Linked DNA regions of Homo sapiens: region 1 is linked to region 2. Evidence: chromatin loops called from intact Hi-C (ENCODE). Cell type or tissue: prostate gland. All regions are shown on one strand. Each heading gives the region's core, and the rest is flanking DNA. Links, peaks and the distances in the headings are about the cores only. Region 1 overlaps CRYBG1 (crystallin beta-gamma domain containing 1). Region 2 has its middle 22 kb from the start of PREP.

What was found. Peaks named below come from ENCODE experiments on the same cell type or tissue, not always from the same donor. Only the 100,000 strongest peaks of a DNase experiment are listed, where the experiment ranks them.
Region 1: it touches region 2 in a loop (4-fold over the local background); 8 of 110 quality-filtered maps call a loop at or near these places.

What each region holds. Positions count from the first base shown.
Region 1 is chr6:106,562,473-106,570,812 of GRCh38, forward strand. It overlaps CRYBG1 (crystallin beta-gamma domain containing 1), which reads left to right. Exons shown (of 22, transcript NM_001371242.2): 21 at 1,292-1,454; 22 at 6,000-8,340. The coding sequence ends at 6,094. It overlaps RTN4IP1 (reticulon 4 interacting protein 1), which reads right to left. Exons shown (of 9, transcript NM_032730.5): 9 at 8,299-8,340. Among named protein-coding and RNA genes, the nearest start is that of RTN4IP1, 63 kb to the right of the region's middle. In prostate gland, for the core only: a CTCF peak has its summit at 4,239 (motif pointing left); a DNase peak (open chromatin) is centred at 4,229; H3K27ac peaks cover 1,511 bases.
Region 2 is chr6:105,420,888-105,429,227 of GRCh38, forward strand. No RefSeq gene overlaps it. Among named protein-coding and RNA genes, the nearest start is that of PREP, 22 kb to the left of the region's middle. RefSeq lists an enhancer at 3,534-3,583. In prostate gland, for the core only: a CTCF peak has its summit at 3,480 (motif pointing left); a DNase peak (open chromatin) is centred at 3,483.

The DNA.
Region 1 (8,340 bases), core at 192-8,191, 1.1 Mb after region 2:
TCTCAATATAGAATAATATACTTTAATTTTTTTTAGACGGGGTCTTGCTCTGTCACCAGGCTGGAGTGCAGTGGCACTATCTCGGCTCACTTCAACCTGTACCTCCCGGGTTCACGCGATTCTCCTGCCTCAGCCTCTCGAGTAGCTGGGACTACAGGCGTGTGCCACCACGCCCAGCTAACTTTTTTGTATTTTTAGTAGAGACGGGGTTTCACCATGTTGGCCAGGATGGTCTTGATCTCCTGACCTCGTGATCCACCTGCCTTGGCCTCCCAAAGTGCTGGGATTACAGGCATAAGCCACTGCGCCTGGCCTACAATAATACACTTTTAACAGGCATTTTTATAGCAACATTGTTTTGTTTTTGTGTTTGAGACAGAGTCTAGCTCTGTTGCCCAGGCTGGAGTGTAGTGGTGCAATCACAGCTCACTGTAGCTTCGACCTCCTGGGCTCAAGGGATCCTCCCACCTCAGCCTCCTGAGTAGCTGGGGCCCACAAGTGCATGCCACTATACCTGGCTAATTTTTAAAACTTTTCTGTAGAGATAGGGTCTCACAAGTGATCCTCTCACCTTGGCCTCCCAAAGAGTTGGGATTACAGTTGTGAGCCACTGTACCTGGCCAGTAATTTTTGTTAATGGCATGTGAACATGACTGCCATACATTATTTATATATTAAGGGTAGATTCACTTCAGGGAAGGGCTCATAAAATCTTTGCATTAAAACACCCTCTAGTGAGTCTGCATTTTTCTGTTTTCATAGCTGGAAAGCATGCCTGTTTAGAAAATTTTAATTCTCATGAAGGAAAGACAAATGCTAATAAATGCAATTCCGAGTTTTAAAATGATAAAATGCCCTTTAGCCACCCAGTGCTACAAAATTAGAGGTGCAGTCATATACTGGAAGGTCAGGCCAAGCAGAGGTGGAGATGTCAGAGGGAGATATAGCTACAGAACCTGCCTGGGATCATGGTCACTTATGACAGGGAAAAATATGATGGGCAGTTCTAATGTTATGAGGCTTTCCCTACTAGTAAGATAGTCTTGCAAAGGGCAGAAGTCTCTGACGATGCACAAACATTGAGATTTTCCCATCATTCGTGTCATCTGAAATAAATGGCATAAATATTTATTGTCCGATTCTAGTTGGCTAAGAGCTGAACTGCCTCATGTGGGGTAAATGAAGCTAGGAACTAAGATAATTTTAAAGCCCAATGTAACCAGAGAAATAATTGCTATGAGACTTACAGCTGGATACATATTTAAGATATCTGGTCTTTTCCACTGAGCAGATAGCAGAAGACTGCTGCCTGACGATTGTGGGCAGCCTGGTAACATCTGGCTCCAAGCTAGGCCTGGCCCTGGACCAGAATGCTGACAGCCAGTTCTGGAGCTTGAAGTCCGATGGCAGGATTTACAGCAAGTTGAAGCCAAATTTAGTTTTAGACATTAAAGGTAAGGGTCACTTCCTTTATTTTCTTTATTGTAATGTGTATGTCTTTTAGTTAAGGAAAAATCTATTCATAACTTTTGAAAATGATGAATGTATTATTAGTAGTAACAGTAAGAGAGCCCCTACTGTGTGCCAGCTGCTGTGCTAGCCACTTTCAGTACACCATGTCCCGTCATCTTCACAGCCGCCCTATGAGGCCTACATTATCCCCTCTCCCTCTTTTCTCCCCAGTTTTACAGACAAAACAACAACAACAACAACAACAAAACCCCGGAAGCTCAAAGGGGTTGGCCAGTTTGGCCACAATCTCACAGCTGTAACTGCTGAACCAGAATCTGGCCATAGGCTGACTTCAAACATTTATTTTATTATAATAGTGTTAGGCTAAAAATCACAAGCTGAAAGGCCGTGATTGCACTTAGTTCGGTAGAGTTGATGATTCTCATGTATACACGTGACCTTTCATTGAAAAGATCTAAGATCTCAAAGGAATTAACACAGCCTACAGGATTTCAATGCAACATGTGTTCAATGAAGCTAATAGGGAGTGAACTGATGGTGCTTGGGGGAGAATAAATTTAGCGTGGTTGTCCTCAAACTTTATTTGCATCAGAATCACCTGGAGGGCGGGTTAAAATAGACTGTGGGGCCACATCCTCAGAGACTGAGTCTGTAGGTCTGGGGTGGGGCCTGATAATTCCTTTTCTAACAAGTTCCCAGGTGTTGCCAATGCTGCTGGTCTGAGGCCCACACCCGGAGAACCACTGATAGTCATTTAAAAATAACATAAGAATGACCTAACCTCTGTGTGGGAACTCAGTGAACTAGTGTGTTGCTATTGACAGGTGCAGATGGTGTGTTCATGTCATCTGGGGTAATTCTGCTTTAAATTAATGGGCACTTTTTTATTCCCTATCAGGAAAGTCAGCACAATTGTGTTTTGTAGCGAACTGGTGATAATGTAACCATACTACATACTCCATTAATTTTTTTAAATTTTTATGAGTATATTACATACTCTATTTTAAATCATCACTACAAAATGACTCAATTTTACTTTAATCAGGGATTTAGGCCAATGCTGTCATTAAAGTTTATGATGTAGGGGTAAAGAGCCAGGTGCCGTGGCTCACGCCTGTAATCCCAGCACTTTGGGAGGCCCTGGTGGGTGGATCACGAGGTCAGGAGATCGAGACCATCCTGGCTAACATGGTGAAACCCCGTCTCTACTAAAAAATACAAAAAAATTAGCTGGGTGTGGTGGTGGGCGCCTGTAGTCCCAGCTATTTGGGAGGCTGAGGCAGGAGAATCGCGTCAACCCGGGAGGCGGACGTTGCACTGAGCCGAGATTGTGCCACTGCACTCCAGCCTAGGCGACAGGGCAAGACTTCGTCTCAAAAAAAAAAAAGTTGTAGGGACAAGAAAGTGCTGTAATCTGATTTTTAAAAAACAACTTTTCTGGATAATGGAGAACGAATCTGGACATTTTCATCAGGGGCTTTGGTAACTGTATGGGGAGCAAAAGTGGCTGTCACTTCTGAATGATCTCCAGGTAGGTAGCTTGGCCAACCCACTTAAAACAATGGACTTAGGATCAGACAGAATCTGAGAAGTTGGAAAGATGCTCAGAAGCAAACAATGCCTTTGCCTTCATTAAAGGGGGCACTTAGGGAACACAAACTAAGCACTGCAACTACAGGCTGGATGGAGACCACAAAGATCATATAAAATGCAAGTAGTACCCTTGGATATAAGAAAATAAATGCAATATTCAGAAACCAAACAGTAACATATAGTACAGCTCCCTCACCTTACATTTGGTACAACAGATTTGTCAATATGTAGACAGGTGAAATACTCATTTTATAGATGATCAACCTGAGGTTCAAACTAGTTAAGAATTATGCAGATCTTTGTTTATTCTTATTTTGATAAACTTTATTGCACTAGAGTGCTTCAGTGTTGACAAGAGTTTCAAAATCTCCAGAGACACCAAAGAAATGTGACTCAATTGGAAAAAATGGAGTTTTTGACACAATGTTAGAGAAAGTAGGGTATGTAGTTCTCAAAGGAAATCTGACCAAACCTTCCTGTTTTTTACAAATGTGATCTGCTTCCTATGTCCAGGGTGGACAACACTATGATCCTTAGCTAGAGCTTTCTTCTCTTATTCTTTCAACATGTATTCACGGGGTACACACTATGTGCCAGGCTCGGTGCTAGACACGGAGGGCACCAGCGTGAAAAAAAAAAAAAAAAGCCTCCTCCTTGGCTTCAGACAGTTTACGTTCTAGATGCGCTAGGCACACAGGATGTCCCTGACTTGTTACATTAGCAGCGGACCAGAAGGAAGGACACCTCACTCCTTGTCTTGGCTCTGACATGAACCGTGGGACTCTAGGTTTCTTAAGACTTCTTTTTAAAGCTCCAGAGCCCCTTCCTAAATGACACTATATAAATTACTCAAGTGCCTGCTGAGTAAGCATAATGTCCCGTATATTTGTGAAATCTCAGTATCTAGCACGGTAGCAACAACAGTCTTTTTTTTTTTTTTTTTTTTTTTTTGAGACGGAGTCTCACTCTGTCGTCCAGGCTGGAGTGCAATGACACGATCTCGGCTCACTGCAACCTCCGCCTCCTGGGTTCAAGCAATTCTCCTGCCTTAGCCTCCTGAGTAGCTGGGATTACAGGTGCCTGCCACCACGCCCGGCTAGCTACAACAGTTTTAATTCCTTGTTAAACTGAATTTAATTTTCTCAGACTGGGAGAATGGTGCCATCTTGTGGACATGAGAGAGCAGCGCCGCACGTCCCACACCCCATGCAAAGGAAAATATAAACACGTCTCTTCTCGTTGGTGCACTTACTAGCAGACCATGATTTCCATTAGCTACAACTACTGAACCATTTGTTATCTATTAAAATTGCCCTAAGAATTATTAGATCATGCATCTGTCTTCTAGCTCATCTTCTTGTGTTTGGGAAATGAGTTCTTTTGGTAGACATTCATGTATTATTCCAGACCACATACCTTGTAACAACAGTGGAAGCTGATTCATGTTCACTTTAAAAAACATGAAGTCTGCACAATTTAAACACTCTCCAAAGGCAAGAGAATGAATCAAATTATTTCTCAAGAACTTTCTAGTTTTCATGATTCTAGTTGAATTTATATGAAAGTATTTTAAGATACTTTACTTTTAAAATACAAAAGATACTCTTAAAATACAAAAAGTATTTTAACATACTATAATGAAGAATGAAAAGAGACATTGTGACTTTAATACTTCCTGAAATTTCAGTGGAGTATGCTGTGTGTCTCTGTCTCGGCAGAGTGTAGGGTTTGCTGGTAGTTTTTTCCCTACTGCTACAAACTTACACATAAAGGCCCAAAACACCTTACCCTTGTATTCTATAGTACATCTAGCCATACATCTAGCTGTGTAGAGGCTGTAGATTACCAATGATGATAAATCAGTGTCTCACAAGAGAAGAGACGATTTCCTTCCTCAACTATAATACCTAGATTTATTGTGTAAATTCCCAAACCTTTTTCATATTTTGTAAATGCTTCAAAGGTGAAAAGAATGTTTATTTCTTCTTGATCCAAGGAGGAAGCATGCTTTCAATACCAGTCACTCCCTGCATCAAAATGCACAGATTTTTACTTTGATGGGGTCTTTGTTGATACATCCTTGGTGCTGAGGTTTATGCTAAAAAAAGGATAAGCCATCTGAAGGGATCTTTATTCTACACTGGAAAAAAAAAAATCAGATAACCCTTTTGTTAATGATACTTCTCCAAAGAAAGAAGCCATGAGGCTGTTTTTAGCACTAAAGTATCTGAAACATCCAGTAAGCACCTTTGGAAAATCTTACAAACATTCTGGTAACAGGGAGAGAGTTCATGATAATAGTTTTACAATACTGTGGTACTCAGCATCCTAAATGCTATGAAATTTTATCCACCAACTGAGTCCCCAGTAGTGACAATGCTACCGCGTCCCCTTATGTACTTCCGGGTGTCATCCAAACCTCCCCTTTGACCTAATACAGCCCGTTTTCATTGTTCATGCAAGTGCTGTTCCTCGATAACCATTCCTCCCACCTTTCCACCACTGCCAGGACTACCTGCTCTTTCCTCGCTGGTGTCTCGAATCTACCATCTCACCACCAAATATATGTTAGTCTCTTTACTCCTTTTCCCTTCTCTCGGGTTTTCCCAGTTCCCTTGAATTTCAGACATTGTAAGAGTGACTGTGGACTAGCTCTTAAGAACTGGGTAGAAAAAGGAGCCCGTGAGGTGGGATGTCCTGTGTGAAGGTGCTGGTGCCCCAATGGTGGGATCTGGACAGATTCACCCATGGCAGGTTGACCCTCTCATCCCACAGGGGCCCAGGCTTCCCTCCCTGCCTTGCCTCCTTGAGGCATGCAGTTCTACACCTTGTTTACTTGCTTACTTTTGCTGTACTGGTGTTAGGGGAATTGTGTCTGCTATAGACCCTTCACCATGGGTACATTCATCTTTTATTATTTTCCTTTCTTTTAGGGGGCACACAGTATGATCAAAATCACATTATCCTCAACACTGTCAGCAAAGAGAAGTTTACACAAGTGTGGGAAGCCATGGTCCTATATACCTGAACAAAGAAGGAAGAAGAATCTTCTGGAGGTCCTTCCAGCCACCTTATTTCTTAAAAAGGACAATGCTGATGGAAGACCAGACTGGAAAGTGGATCGACTCCTCCTTCATTGATTCTAAATTCAACCTTAAATCATGCTGCCATGACTCAGAGAACTTACTCATCGTTTCAAAAGACTATCATAGCTTTAAACCAATAATTTGTCCTCCTTTCATTTCTTGCCTTTCATTTTTGGTAGCTGCTTAAACAGGTTGCCTAATTAGCAGCTTTTGGGTGATTTTGTAAAATGTTATATCAAGATTTCAAGACTGTGTACATTTTAAATTATTTCCAAAGATAGTGACAGGAGAGAACTGGAACAAATTTACCAACTTTGTGGACCTACAAAGCCCTTACACTTTAAAGGGTAAGACAAAGGCTTAAGTTTGAAAGGTAGAGAACTGTTTAGCATCTGAGAAGAAATACTTTATTAGGCCTGTAATTTTGGTTCTTGGCCTTAAACACTTTCTGGAACCTTTAAATATGCTGCATAGCACAATGGGAAAGCCTTAGGTATTCACACATTTAAGGAACTCTAAACAAAATACTATTTTCCTTTAGTTCATATTAAAAATTAATACATTTTAAAAATTTAATGTCAAAGTCTGGTAACATTTGTTAGTAGGATTTGAGTTATTATTTTTTGAGACAGGATCTCAGGCTGGAGTGCAGTGGCACAATCACGGCTCACTGCAGCCTCTACCTCCCCAGGCTCAGGTGATCCTCCCACCTCAGCCTCCCAAGTAGCTGGGACTATAGGCACACATCACCAAGCCCAGCCAAATTTTGTTTTTTTTTTGTAGAGATGGGGTTTCATCACGTTGCCCAGGCTGATCTCGAACCTCTGGGCTCAAGCAATTCACTCGCCTCGGCCTCCCAAAATGCTGGGATTACAGGCCTGAGCCACTGCGCCCAGCCAGGATTTGAATTATTTTAACTCATCCATGGGCTGCCCTAGAATGTCACAAATGAGGGTTGTTTAATGCCTTTCTTATAGCTGCTACTGGAACACTATTATGACCTAATTTATGAGCCATCCTTACTCATCTACAAGTGCTGAAGCAATGTTACATACTTTTTTGCTAAACTCAGATTTTTTAGCCTAATTTCTTGTCCTCCTATCCACCTGCATCCACACATGGCCTGCATGGGGCTGCCTTCCCTGCAGTGTTCTGCAGCCATGCTTCAGGGTATAGCTGTTGGTGGACAGCCTCAGGTCTTGGGGGCACTATAGCCACTAAACGAGGTGTGAAAGGCTCAAGAGGATGACCAGCAATTAATTATCCCCAGAAAGTGAAGGAAAAGAGACCTTTAGGGATGTTGCTGGTCAAGTCTTGATTTGACCGGAGTCAAATCAATCTTCAAGCAATCTTGGAATCCTCAACTGCAGTAAGCATTTCAAAATGCAAACAAACTGCTTAACAACTGACAAGACACCAGCCCATACGCTGCTCTTCCAACAGTGGGTTCTAGCTTTGAACAAAAGTGCTAAACATTTCCTTGAATATATTCTTCCTCTTTTTGTCCTCATCACTCAATACTGGTGCTCTTGTCACAGGTAGAACAGCTTGTTTCTTTTCCATCTATTCAAGTGTGTTTCTAATTCTAAAATGCTGATCTTCTCTGGAGTCTATGGTAGGCAATTATGGTCACTGGAATAGTTTGTCTTGTTTTAAAATATTATTGGTGCATGTACAACAGCATCCAACATATCTGTCTTGTTCCTAGATATATAGCTCTGATTTTAGGCCTTTTGTGCATACCATTACAATATGGTGGGGTAAGACATTCTACAGTAGCCTGTGCTGAACTGATCTCTTAAATAAACTTGCTTCTGGTTAACTATGTTGATGAAATCTGAGAGTCCATTCAGTAGCCCTCATCTCACCCTTCAAAGAGAGTCAGCTAGCAGATTAGAAACAAATGTCTGATTAGGATGAAGCAGGTTTGAGGGGTGCTGGTATAATAGCAAGAAAGATTTGCTGACCACTCTCTTTCCAAACTCCATAGTTTCTGAGTGGAAACGAGGATGAGTGAGGTCCTGGCTCAAGTATTTTACTCCCACTACCACCTGGGAGCCCTCCAGGAAAAGAGCTGAGGCTGCTCCAGATGGAAGTCAAGAGCAGCTGGTATTTACACCTGGAAAATCAGATTTTTTTTTCTTTTGCAATAACTCGGTAGTAAGACCAGACCAACAATTTTAGAGAA
Region 2 (8,340 bases), core at 322-8,321:
AAGGACAAAAAACCAAACACCGCATATTCTCACTCACAGGTGGGAATTGAACAATGAGAACACTTGGACAAAGGAAGGGGAACATCACACACCGGGGCTTGTCGTGGGGTTGGGGGTGGGGAGAGGGATAGCATTAGGAGATATACCTAATGTAAATAACGAGTTAATGGGTGCAGCACATCAACATGGCACATGTATACATATGTAACAAATCTGCACGTTGTGCACATGTACCCTAGAACTTAAAGTATAATTAAAAAAATAAAAGAAAAAGTACTTAATTTCACTAGGAATCAGGGAAATGCACATTTAAACCACAGTGTGGTATCATTACAGATCCACTAGATTAGAAACAATAATTCTGGGCCGGGCGTGGTGGCTACAGCTGTAATCCCAGCACTTTGGGAGGCTGAGGTGGGCAGATCAGGAGGTCAGAAGATCGAGACAATCCTGGCTAACACGGTGAACCCCGTCTCTACTAAAAATACAAAAAAGTAGCCAGGCATGGTGGCAGGCACCTGTAGTCCCAGCTACTCGGGAGGCTGAGGCAGGAGAATGGCGTGAACCCGGGAGGTGGAGTTTGCAGTGAGCGGAGATTGCACCACTGCAGTCCAGCCTCGGCAACAGAGCGAGACTCCGTCTCAAAAAAAAAAAAAAAAAAAAAAAAAAAAGATACAATAATTCCGAAAATACCAAGTATAGGGGAAGGATGTATAACAAGAGAGATTCTTCTCATGCACTTCTTGAAGGAATGTAGATTGGTAAAACCACATTGAAAAGCAGTTTTGCTTTGCCTAGTAAAGTTGAAGATTCATATATGTTACATCAGTAATCCCACTCAGGTATTTTTAAGAGAAGCTTATGGGCATGTGCACCAGGATATACATACAAGAATGTTTATGGCAGCATTTGTGCATAATAGCACCAAACTAGAAACCAAACTTATGTCCACCAATAGTAGATTGAATAAATTGTTGAGTATGTACACAATGGATTATATTATACACACTATTTTTAAATAATAACTACAGATGGTCTCCAACTTATGATGGTTTAACTTATCATTTTTTGACTTTACAATGGGTATATCTGGGTATTAAATGCATTTTTGGCTTACAATATTTTTGACTTATGACAGGTTTATCAGGAGATAACCTCATGGTAAGTTGAGGAACATCTGTATTGATATTTGCTTGACTTTAACAGAAGAAAAAGAAAAAGTAAAACTGATGGAATTGCTGAAACTTCAGATAGACTTTTCTTTAAAACTAGAGATGTTAGGCCAGGAGTGGTGGCTCATGTCTGTAATCCCAGCACTTTGGGAAGCTGAGGTGGGCAGATCACGAGGTCAAGAGATTGAGACCATCCTGGCCAACATGGTGAAAACCTGTCTCCACTAAAAATACAAAAATTAGCTGGTCGTGATGGCGCATGCCTGTAGTCCCAGCTACTTGGGAGGCTGAGGCAGGAGAATTGCTTGAACCTGGGAAGTGGAGGTTGCAGTGAGCTGAGATCGCACCACTGCAGTCCAGCCTGGCAACAGAGTGAGACTCCATCTCAAAAAAAAAAAAAAAAAAAAATCTAGAGATGTTAGTTCTCAAAAGAGCTCTTTGGAGGTAATATTATGAAAAGTAAACAGAACTGCATTTTCCTCTACTTTTTTAGGAGCATCAGTTTAATAAATAATAGTACATATAAAATCATAATGCTATAGTCTTTATGGAATGTTCTTATGTGTGTGCATGTGTGTGTTCTTACTTAAGTACAAGTTTAAACCTCAGACAGTATTTATTGATTTCTTATTTTCTGTCCACTCAGAAAGTCATGGTGGACATGGATTGTTTTAAATTCATGTTTAATTGATCTTGAATTTTCTGGCATAACCCTGGTATCAGAGATACAAGTGGTCTAAGACTACTCTGTGGGCCTGTTTTGTCAACTTATCTGTCATATAATGGAGGGGATGTTTTCTCTAGATACCCCGCTGAGCTGCTGACAATTCAAAGTTCCCTTTGGAGGTCTTGGGGACCAGAGGCTGGTCTCATTGGCCAGTTACATGTGGCAGAGGGAACGAGGGGCCCTCCTTGGAGGCAATAGGACACCCTTTAGGTTGGAGACAATACTTAAAGCCATGCTATGGGACCAAGATCCAAGAACCTGGTTAGGGTTTGAAACCTGCCAAATCTGAAAGTTCCAAAGGCAGACACCAAATTTAGGGTATGAGATCCAGAGTTTGGGGCCTGGAAAATCAAAGCTTTTGTGAATTGTGAACTGTAAAACAGAAAAGAGGGACTTGGAGAAGGTCCTGAGTAATTACTGCTCACAGAACTTAAAGCATTCACAATCTGCCATGACATGCTATTTAGGGACCAGCAAGAAAGCAAGGCACAGGTGGTTCTGCAGTAGTAAAAGCTTGAGGTGGATCACTAGTAAGCATGCTAACTGCCATGTAATGTAAGGAAATCTCCATTTTTATAGACAAAGTATTCCATAGCCTGCCAGTAGGAAAGCTCCTTTGACCCCTCACTGAGCGGTCACTCAGGTCTTCAGGATGTCTTTCTGCACACATTTCTTTCCAAGAGTTAGTGGAGTGAGGCTTCTGGGTTTATACTGGTGTCTTACAGTTGCAGTGTTTCTCAGCACTTGCCATCTACTGGCTTAAGGGACAGCAATTCTGAATGCCCCCTAGGACCTCTTTTTACAGCTTAGACTGGGCAATAAACTCAAAGAAAAAACTCACAGTAAAAATAGTTCACTTGTCCCCTTCTCTAACCCACATATGGAGACAAAACAAATTTCTCATAATATACCAACACTTTTAAAAGTGGAAGCCTAATGATTTGAATTCCAGTGGGTAAGGAAGGAAGCAATGTTTTTATGTCCTCTCCACCTTGGAACAGGGTGGGCTATTTCTCCATTTATGTGGGCTGGCAGCAGATGGGGAGGTAAGGGCTTCTCATGATCCACAGCACCACAGTGCCAGCCCCCTGTCAAGCCTATATCAAGAAGAGGTGTGCAGGAGAAAGCTGAGTGTTAGGATTTCACCTGGGCAGAAGAATCGGGGGTGCCAGTTGCAGATTCCCGAAAGAGTGACTGTGACTTGTTGTGGTCCTTTTCCTGTTCCTGGAGTCAGAAAAAAGGGACCAGCTGCTTACTGATCCATCTTCTTTGAAATGAAGTGGAGATTAATTCCTAATTGTTCCACTTCTCATACCTACACATCACAAGTGTAGGTTCACTCCTGATCATTTCTGTGTGTTTTGTATTGTACTGTATTGTATTGTACTGTATTGTAGACAGGGTCTTTCTCTGTTGCCCACGCTGGAGTGCAGTGCTGACCATTTCTTTATCTTTTCAAGGCAGCCCTGATCCCACAGATAGTCCTTCATCCCTTCTTCACTAACAGCCCCTCAGTACTGGATTCATACTCTCTTTAAGTCCCAGCCGTTTGAGGTTTCAAAGTTTGCTACACTGCCCTCTGCTGGTCTGAACTCGGATTTACCCTAAAATGGGGGGCTCCCATTGCCAAGTACTTGAAGTTCACCCTAGATAAACGGCTTCATCAATCTCTATAGCACTTGATTTCCTTTCCTTATCTGGTGAAGTTTCCTATTCATATAGAACTTAGAGATGCTTAGGCTCTTGGACAGTTTCTGCAAATGTAGCATGAGGCTCTTGGAAAGGGAGACTTCTCTGCTTAAGGTTACTCCCTGGCTCCTGGCTTAATCTTTTCAGTGACATTTAATTCTACGGCCAATATCTGATGTTTACTCTTGTTTCTAAGCCATGGATCCTTTCTTGGTCCTCGAGTACGTTAGCCAATATGTCACCCAGATCCTTAAAAAGAGTTAGGAAACCATTCCCTGAGGTACCCTAGAAGTCTGCAGTGATACCAGTTGCTTCCAGTCTATTCTGATGAATACTGTTCCTATGAAATCACTGGTGCATACCACCTACAACTGCCAAGATCACTCATCCTGTGTGTTTAACCCAGGACTGTCTGCTTCCAGTCTGCTTTAGAAATCACGTACAAATATTTTTAAAAATATTATCTACTAATAAGGCAATCTCTCATCACAGTACAGTACAAACACAAGGTGTGTTATTAAGGATTTATCTGGCACCACAAAATTTGCCATAAAACTTCAAAGTCTTAAGAATAGGATTATCTAAAAAGCTCAACATCACTGATCATTAGAGAAATGCAAATCCAAACCACAATGAGATATGATTTCATGCCAGTCAGAATGGTGATCATTAAAAAGTCAAGAAACAACAGATGCTGGTGAGGCTGCAGAGAGATAGGAACACTTTTTTCTGTTGGTGGGAGTGTAAATTAGTTCAACCATTGTGGAAGATGGTGTGGCAATTCCTGAAAGATCTAGAACCAGAAATACCATTTGACCCAGCAATCCCATTACTGGATATATACCCAAAGGAATATAAGTCATTCTATTATAAAAATACATGCATGTGTATGTTCATTGCAGCACTATTCACAATAACAAAGACATGGAATCAACCCAAATGCCCATCAATGATAGACTGGATAAAGAAAATGTGGTACATATACACCATGGAATACTGTGCAGCCATAAAAAGGAACAAGATCGTGTCCTTTGCAGGAACATTGATGGAGCTGGAAGACATTATCCTTAGCAAACTAACACAGGAACAGAAAGACCAAACACTGCATGTTCTCACTTATAAATAGGAGCTGAACAATGTGAACACATAGACACAGGGAGGGAAACAACACACACTGGGGCCTGCCTGGCAGGGTGGAGGGCATGGATGGAGGGAGAGCATCAGGAAGAATAGTTAATGCATGCTGGGCTTAATACCTAGGTGATGGGTTGATAGGTCTAGCAAATCATAAGGGCGCATGTTTACCTATGTAACAAACCTGCACATCCTGCGTGTGTACCCCAGAACCTAAAATAAAATAAAATAAAAAACGTAAAAAAAAGAATTTTCTTTGCCCTCTATTCCTTTTTTACCTTTCTTGACTTACCTCTTCAGAATCTATTCTCTTAGAACATTTGGTTTTGTGTGTTTGTGGCTGTATACCTACATACCTTTCCATCATTGCCATTAGCTTCTTTCCAACAAGCTTTCACAAGTCTAAGAATTCTTGATTAGATTTTTTTTTTATTTTGCTGGCCTACAGGATTTGACATCCCACTAAAATCTTCTATCCTTCAGATGAACACTTTAGCCCCCAATTCTAAACTTGACTGGATGTTACTCTGTTTGCCTAAAATATTTCTGATTTATTCATATCAGTTTTAAGGCACGTCCATTTCTTATATGTATTTAATTGTTTTATTTAAATTGATCTTTCTGGGTTTTTCTAATTATCACTTATAAGAAAAATCATGCTTCTTATGCATATGGAAGTACATGTTGGAAAATGGATAAAAGAGCCATTTTAAGGATAAAATGCAAATAGTGCATCAGGCCTCAAAATTTCACTTTGAGTTTTCCCTTTAATAACAAAATATGGCCAGGCATGGCCTATAATCCTAGCCTTTGGGGAGGCTGAGATGGGAGGATCACTTGGGCCCAGGAGTTCAAGACCAGCCTGGGCAACATAGGGAGACCCTGTCTCTATAAAAATTTTTAAAAAATTAGCCTAGCATGGTGGTATGTGCCTGTGGTCCCAGCTACTCAGGAGGCTGAGGTGGGAGAATCACTTGAGCCTGGGAGGTTGAGGCGCAGGTGACAGAGCAAGACCCTGTCTCAAGAACCAACTGACCAAACAAACAAAAATATAAGTCTTTCTCAAAAAAGGTAGTCACTTAACAGATATATATGGGTAACACCTATACACAGGACACTGAATTAAACATGGAATTATAAAAAGATGAACATATGTTGACTTGTGCTCAAACATGATCTCAGATTACTATATTAGGATTTCGATGGCCACTTCAGGAGCAAGTCTTTCATTTAATAAATATTTATTGAGTGCTTACCACATTCCAGGTACCATGCTAGAAGCTAGAGATTTATGGAGCCTGGATTTGGGAGGTAACTCTAATCTAGTGCAGTTGGATCTATAGGACAGGATGCTGTGGGAGCACAGATGTCATCTAACTTCGTCTTGGAGGGATAGAGAAGGGTGACCCAAGGTAGTAATGTCTAAATTGAATTTGAGAAATGAGTAAGAAGTAACGAGGTACAGATCAGAAGTAGCGGGGGTGAGCAGCTAGGTGCAGAGTTTAAGGGAGCACCCTATGGAAATGCTGAGGGCTGTGTACAAGGGATGTATGTGAAGGAGTGTGAGAGTTTGGTATGGATGGAGCCTGCATTAGTCTGTTCTCACGGTGCTAATAAAGACATACCCAAAAACTGGGTAATTTATATAGGGAAGAGGTTTAATTGACTCACAGTTCAGTATGGCTGGGGAGGCCTCAGGAAACTTACAATCATGACAGAAGGGGAAGCAAACACATTCTTCTTCTCATGGTGGCAGGAAGAAGTGCAGAGCAAAAGGGGAAAAAACCCATATAAAACCATCAGATCTTGTGAGAACTCACACACTATCACAAGAACAGCAGCATGGGGGTATGCGCCCCCATGATTTAATTATCTCCCTCTGGGTCCCTCCCACCACACATAGGGATTATGGGAACTACAATTCAAGATGAGATTTGGGAGGGGACACAGCCAAACCATATCAGAGCCTACAGAGCAATGTAGGAGTCAGGAGAGATGAAGCTGGAGAGGAAAATTGGTCAAATCATGCAAGTCTCCTATATTCATTGATGATAGGGAACTAGGAGAGATATGCACTGGCTTTATAGTAAATGGCTCCTATAGTGTGTGAGTCAGATAATGTCACAGGCATGATACAAATTATAAGCAGGGTAGGCCTTGCTGCTGCAACAAAGATCTACAAATTCAATGACTTAGAGAACAGAAAGTTTATTTCTTTCTCACTTCATAGGACTGAGTGGTTTCAAGTCAGCAGCTAGAAATGGGAAGAGGAGAAGGTGGGCTCTGCTTTTTGCAGAGACCCCGGCTGACTGCAGCTGTGCTATCTTTAACCCATTGTTTCTAGCATCACCACCCCAGGAAACTAGAAAGAGAAACGGGATTGTAAGTAAGTGGCTTTTATGGGCCAGGTCTGAAAGTAGCACGTACTGCTTCTGTCACATTCCATTAGTCAGAAACCGGTCACATGGTTACACCATATTGCAAAGTACCCTGGAAAATGGAGCCCAGTTTTGTGCTCAGGAAGAAGAGAAAATGGATTTTGGGGAATAGTGTCTGCCACAGTGCTGGAGGGAAGAGCTGGTGGGCTATGAATCAGAACCATTGCTCACTCCTTCTAAGAGCCCTTTCTCTAGTTGCCTCTGCTTATCTCGTAGTCCTGGTCTTCTTTCAATTCCATTTCCCTTATGCAAATACATACAGGGCCTCTTGGATTATTTATCTCAACCCTAGCTACTTGTCATTCCTCAACTAAGATTCATGTTTGATCAATCTCCTCTGACTCTCAGCACAACAGGCTGTTTGCTTGCCCAGCTCAGCCTGTTTTAAGGAGAGAGTCCGACCTTGCTGGTCAGTTGGGGAAGCCAGAAATGCTGGTTGGTAGGTGGCACTCAGCAAGACACTCATTCCAAAGCAACACACACGTAATGAATGCAAGGATTCAGTCACGCTCAGGAGAACACAACAACACTGGCTCCCTTGACCTATTTCCTCAAGACTAAACTTTCAAAAGAGTAACCACACCCAGGCTGACCAGGGAATTGTTAAAAACAGGGATGTCAGCATGCTCTGATCTGACTGCCAACAAAAATATTTCCTTTGTGTTGATGCTTTCTTCATACTGCACTCAGGAAGGGCAAAGAAGTTTGACCTGTCTGGGTTGGAGAGCCCGGTGAACCACTCTCCCCAGGGTTTCTCTCTGGGAGTTACAGAAAGAGGCCTGCATGTTGTTTCTTTCTAATGGGAGTTGAGGCTACCACTTTCATAACCACCGATTAGTCCTATTTGCTATTAGGAAATCTCAGGGCTCTCCATCAAAGGCCTCATTGTTTGGATGTTTTTTTTCTTTCACTTGTGTCACTCTGCTAAGGTACGCTTTCACTCAGCAGTGTCTTCTGGGTCATTTTTATAATGCTGTTAAAGAGAGGATGAAAGTGCTAGAATCAAGAGTTGGAGATACCACTCCTCACCAAGAGTTTAAAACCGACATTGAGCGGAGGTGAGGAGGGATGGGGAATTTGTTGATGAATTTGTATTTATTTGTGTATGTCCCTTGGGTTTGTTTCCTTTTTGTCCAAATCCAGACATTTAAAACTCATATGTCTACGCTCATGATTTATA